Regions from separate parts of the Mus musculus genome. Here region 1 is linked to region 2. A link is a loop called in an ENCODE intact Hi-C map of the cell type or tissue named here. Cell type or tissue: heart. All regions are shown on one strand. Links, peaks and the distances in the headings refer to the core of each region. The heading gives the core; the rest is flanking DNA.

Region 1 (2,921 bases), core at 322-2,821, 310 kb after region 2:
AGACTCTGGAGTTGCCTAGGAGACAAGCCTCCGAGCGTGTCTCGGCTGGGTTAACCACCGAGGTGGGAAGACCCACTCTAAACGTGGATGGCATCATCAAATAGTCTGAGGAACAGGGAGAATGGGAGCTGAGCACCAGCGTCCATCTCTTCTTTCCGACAGCAGACGCAGTGTGGCCAGCACCCTCGTGCTCCTGCTGCCATGACGGACTGTATCCCCTTGAACCAAGAGCCCAAGGCAGCCTCCCTCCCTTATGTTGCTTTCACCCTGTATTTTTACCACAACAAGAGACTTGGCTAGTGCAGTCTCCCTCAAAGCTATCTCCACGGTGGTGCTGGCGGTTTCTGTCCGCCGTTGTCAGTCACGCTTGCATTTGGATCTCCTCCCTGCTTGGTGGTCTGAAAATGACCCTCTCCCAAATTACCTCAAGAACTCCATGCAGTAGGCCAAACACGGCCTGAACATGGTTAAGTAAGTGTCTGACTTCAGTTTGTGTATAGAAGTAAGTACTGGAGCACTATTACCTAGACTAATACATGCCAGATAGTTACTGTGAGATTGCACATCTGCCAAGCACTTAGCTTGGTGTCCAGGTGACTTGTAGCCCACAGGAGCCCTTATTTTTTGTATTACCATAATCAAGTACAAGGTAAAATAGTACATTTTCCCCCTAGAAATACAAAATAGGGAGAAATATAAAGATTTGGGGAATTTACATAAGATTATCGAAATTACCATTTTGAGCAGATGTGAATTTTATATGTATGAGATGGATTTTTTTGTCTTCTCCCAGCTGCTGGTGTCCGTCAGTCCAGTTCATTCCCTAAAAGTCAGGCAGCTGTCAACAGCTCTTTCTAGGAGACTCTATCGCTTATTTCTTCCCCTGGCTCTTTCTGTATCTGTTGTGTTCTCCAGTCTTGGCTCTCTTCTACCACCTGGGCTTCCAAGATTCCACTCTCCAGGCACAGAGACCCCCGGTCACTCCATTTCATGAAGACTGACCAAACTTCTCTCACACAGTCACTCATCCCCAATGTCGGAGCCCCCAGTGGTCGATGGCAGTTCTTGTGTGATGAGCCAAGCCCGGCTCTTGGGTACCTCAAGCACTCTGTGAGCTTTTCTCAGACTGAGTGATGAGGTGGGGCTGTTTGTCCCTTGTCTTCAACAAGCTTGTGGCCCTCCTCAAAAAAAAAAAAAAATCAGCAGTTTCCTTCTGTTTTCTGACCCAGGGGAACAATCAGATCTTTCTTGCTCCTTCTGCTTCTCAGTGAGGGCAGGACAAAGGCATCCGGGTAGGCGCTGTTTGCCTCGCAGTTGACACCAACTGCAGATTCCTGTCAAATGTCGACAGGAAAGTGTTTTTCCCCAACCAGAAGTCATCTTAAGGTTGGTAGATTAATGTTCTTGAAATGAAAATCTATTAAATACTAACGTATATCTGTATATAAAAATTGTTTAGCAATTTCAAGATGATATGTGCCAGAGGAGATAAATTGAACACAGCCCATCTTTAGTGGCTTGAAAAGCATCCAGTAGCTAGCATGGTCCAAATGTGTGTGTGGCGGGGAAGGTAATTAAAGCGTAGAGGAATGGATCTGCTGGCTTGCTGCTTCTCCTTCTAGTGGGGACAGATTCTTAAGGCAAAAGGAGAATCACACGCATAGCAATGTGGCACTGGGTCATAGTGCCAGGACACAAATACACTGGTTTTCCAGGCTTGCGTCCAGTTAGTCAAGGCCTGGAGCCAGAAAATCTCTCACCATCCCAGAATAGTCCCAGGAAGGTCCTTGGACATCGCCATTTAAACGATGGAGGTCAAACGATGAGCTGTAGCTTAGGTATTGGGCCGGCTCTCACCCTTCTGCCTTAACGGCTGTCGTCCATCCCTGTGATTGCTTCAGCTACCATCCATCCTGTGATTGCTCTCTGCCAATCTGACAAGGCTGGGGAGCAGCCAGTAGCTAGGTAGATTTTTGTGGCTAAACGGTGTGATTCTGAAGCCAGGAATCTGCCTCCTCCTGCCTCTGGTCTTGGAGCTGAGTCAGGCAGTAAGGCTAGTTTGGATGGAGTTCTTGGTGAAGGGGACGCCAACTCCTGGCTTAGCCTCACGCACACCCTTCCGTGTGCTCATTCATTCCCTTCCAGGACTCTGTTTTTGTTTGTTTTCATCCTTGAAAAACTGTTTCCAGTGGAAGGATGGAAGACCTATCTTCCGAGCTGTAACCAAAGGGACAGAACGCACGAGTCAGAAAGCACATTCGCCAGCAAGGGTGTGTTTTAGGAGCAAACCTCTGATTCTATCTGGGCTGGTTAAGACTGCCAACTTTGAACTCATTTCCTTGGATGTAATGCCATTAATACAGAAATAACAAGCATTCAGGATGGAGAAGCCAGACTTGGGTTCATTAAACCAGCTTTGGGAATTTCCCTTGATTACAGATAGCCTTTGTGTGCTACAGAGCTCAGAAAACTTTATAGAAAAATAGAAGGTGCCTGGTACATTACCACTTTTAAATTCATTTTTTAAAAATAGCCCCTTCTTTCTCTTGGTGCATATAAAGAGTTTTAAGTTGAGTTTCAGCCTTCTTGACACTCTCTCTCTCTCTCTCTCTCTCTCTCTCTCTCTGAACATTTAGCTAGTGGTGGCTTGATTTGGGTGAATAGTATGCATTTAAACTAAGCGTTTGAGCATGGATTGCATAGATGATGCATTTATTTTAGAACGACATTTGTTTTCCACCCTGAATGGCACTCTGAATGGCTGGCTGCCTGGCTGGGGACAGCACGGTCTTGGCTGCTCTGGGGCTGACTGAACTGCCTCCTGCCCTGAAGGATTCCAGGAAGTTCTAACCTTCTGCAGAATAATGAACAGTTGGTCCGGGGCAGAAAGGGAAGAGAAATGGCAGCTTGGATTGTTTCTG
Region 2 (2,921 bases), core at 216-2,715:
ATGATTCATATCTCTGTATTCTATTTGATTGCTAGAAACCCCAAAACACACTCTTCATTAGAATTGACTGCAGGAGATAAAGGAGATCTGAGTTCAAGAAAGACTTAGTCTCCCCTCCCCCTTAAACTTCTCTCCCCAATCTGCCATTTATTGGCTCACAATAGGATGGTTTAAAAATAATTCCTCTAAAACTGACAATTAACTTAAACATTTTTTTTAAAGGACATTTAACACCTCCTATGTGCTAGGCCTGGGCCAGGGAGTCAGAGGCACATAGTTCCTTCTGGTAGAGAGCAGTGGAGCTCAAAGTGTCTGTGCATGCCATGCAGTAGCTCCTGGGGACCTGCTGAAGATGCAATCGGAAACTGTAGGGGGTGCGGCTCAGCAGTCTTTGTTTAAACAAGCCCTCTGGATAGTCAGGGTGATATACTCGGGGACTGAAGACTACACACACACACACACACACACACACACACACATCCAGCCTCCCTGCTCACTAATGGCACAGCTTGGGAACAAGACACAATCTTCGCTTCACCCCTGATATAAGTGATTGAAAGTGGAAATCGGTCTGTGTTTCCTGAACAACAAAAGCAGCAAGCCCAGCCCTGCCCCTGGGCCAGCAGCAGAGCTATGTGTGCTCCGGGCTTGCCTGCCCTAGTTTATCATACAGATAAGACGACACATGGAAATCACTTGGAAGGGTTAGTTCCTGTGGGTCTGGAGTCTGTCTTGGCAAGGCCTCACTCAAACCCAGTCTACCAGCCTGAAGCCTGCGCCAGGGCTGCTGTGGGAGGTGTCTGAGAAACGCCTGAGCTATCAGTCCTCTAACCACATCAGAAGAAAATTTCTCTTCATCCTCAGATAACACTTACCGCTTGTCAAGAAAAGAGAGAGAGAGAGAGGGATAGGCTGAGAACTAACAAATCTAAAAGTGTTTAGTGATATAAGAATTTTCCTATCCCCAGAAGTCCTGACAGCCACCAAGTTAACCCTTTCAGCTTTATATGGTACCTAATATATGGATATATAATATATAACAATAGATTATATATTACATATACACCATTAATATAACTATACATAATATATAATTATATAAATTATACCATATGTAATTTAGTTTATGTGTGTGCTTTGCCTGTATTTTGTATGTGTGTCACATGCATGTCTGGTGTCCAACGAGACCAGAAGATGTCACTAGATCCTCTGGAACTGAAGCTACAGAGAGTTGTAACCTGGGTGGTTGTTGGGAACCAAACTTGGGTCCTGTGTAAGAACAGCCAGTTCTCTTAGCCACTCAGCCATCTCTACAGCCCTCCTATGGAATTTTAAAAGTATTCTCATCTACCCTTCGCTGACCTTTCCAATTCCCACTTCCCGTCATTTAACCCGATTCAATGTGGACTTGGTAAGTCCCTGCCACACAAAGTGACTGTGAAGGAGAACTGAGGCTTGGTGCCTGCCCTCAAAGATCCACAGTCAATCAAGTAACCAACCAGGAGCAGGAAGTACACAGAGCTAGGTGCAGGAATTCAACAAGAAACATAACTTAACTCATGGAAGGAACGTCTGCTCTGGGGGTGGGGGACAGGTACAAAGCAAACGTGGCATGGACCGTGAGGAAGTAAGGAGTTCATAGAACAAAGGGCAGGTGACCCCAGGAGCAGAACCCCAGCACCGAGAAAAAGGCAGAAGGAGAGAGGGGGAAAGAATGAATAGGGGAAGAGGGAGGGAGGGAAATGGCCATACACGATACAGAGATTTATCTGAAAATGACGGCATATCTTGAAAAAGTCCCACATACCTGGCAGGGGGATCATTTGATACCAGGAGTTTCCTCCACCATATATGAGATGCTGTCTCAAAATAAATTAGAACCAACAAACGAACCAGGCATGGTGGCAGACATTTGTAATGCAGCTATCAGGAAACTGAGGTAGGAGGATTGCGTGGTAGAAACCAGCCTGGGCTATTTAATGTGTTCAAGGCTAGCATGACCCCTAACAGAGTCTTACAATCATGCCCATCTATTTATTGTTGCTCACAGTTTTGTCAAGAGGGTAGTTTTCTGGCTGGGGTTGCTGGGACTCCCTTGCACTCTCTCCCTTCAGCTGGAAGAGAAGCTGTGGGCTGCTGTGGGCTGCACTCAGCTGCGGCCCTGAGAGAGAGGGCCGGGCCCTGTTATCCGTGGGGTCTCAAGTCCTTACTTTATCTGCAGTTGCTCAGCATTCACAAAGGCACCGTGTTTTCTTACACAGTGGCGGGGCATCCCAAGACTATAAAGGCTGAAGCTCTTCTGCAAGGCCCATCCTTGGAGGTTACACTGTGTCTTCCGTCAAAGGTCACTAGTCCATCCATGTGGACATCAGTTGACTGGAGACCACACAATTAGAACAGTAGACACTCAGAGGCTTAGTGCCACGTGAGTGGAGAGGAACAGGGATTTGAGATAGATAAGAATTATATATATATATACATATATATAAAGAATTAATTATATAATATATAAGGTATATATTATATAATATATAGATAAGAATATATAGTATATAAGATATAAGATTATAGATAAGACATATTATATAATACAGATAAGAATTAATTATATAATATAATAAATGATATGTGTATTATATTAATATAATTACACACATATATACATATATAACTATATACATATATATCTATATACATATCTATCTATCTATCTATCTATCTATCTATCTATCTATCTATCTATCTATCTATCTATATAAAATTGTTGTCTGTAGCAAGCTCACTCTAGCAGTCTATGCAAAGTGCTATTAGCTAGCAGGTTGCAACTATAGCTGATGGATGTTCCTGCCCCCTCCCACCCCCCACCTGTCGTCTGCTCAGCCACACATCTCCTCCCCTAGCTGCTGTGAGTGTTGATTGAT

The links. Peaks named below come from ENCODE experiments on the same cell type or tissue, not always from the same donor. Only the 100,000 strongest peaks of a DNase experiment are listed, where the experiment ranks them.
Region 1: it touches region 2 in a loop (3-fold over the local background); 35 of 42 quality-filtered maps call a loop at or near these places.

What each region holds. Positions count from the first base shown.
Region 1 is chr5:67,009,404-67,012,324 of GRCm38, forward strand. The region is part of intron 13 of Limch1 (LIM and calponin homology domains 1); the gene reads left to right. Among named protein-coding and RNA genes, the nearest start is that of Gm33040, 11 kb to the left of the region's middle. In heart, for the core only: no CTCF peak of the experiment used is centred there; a DNase peak (open chromatin) is centred at 1,748; H3K27me3 peaks cover 1,779 bases.
Region 2 is chr5:66,703,107-66,706,027 of GRCm38, forward strand. No RefSeq gene overlaps it. Among named protein-coding and RNA genes, the nearest start is that of Uchl1os, 28 kb to the left of the region's middle. In heart, for the core only: a CTCF peak has its summit at 1,187 (motif pointing right); a DNase peak (open chromatin) is centred at 755; H3K4me3 peaks cover 397 bases; H3K27me3 peaks cover 1,138 bases.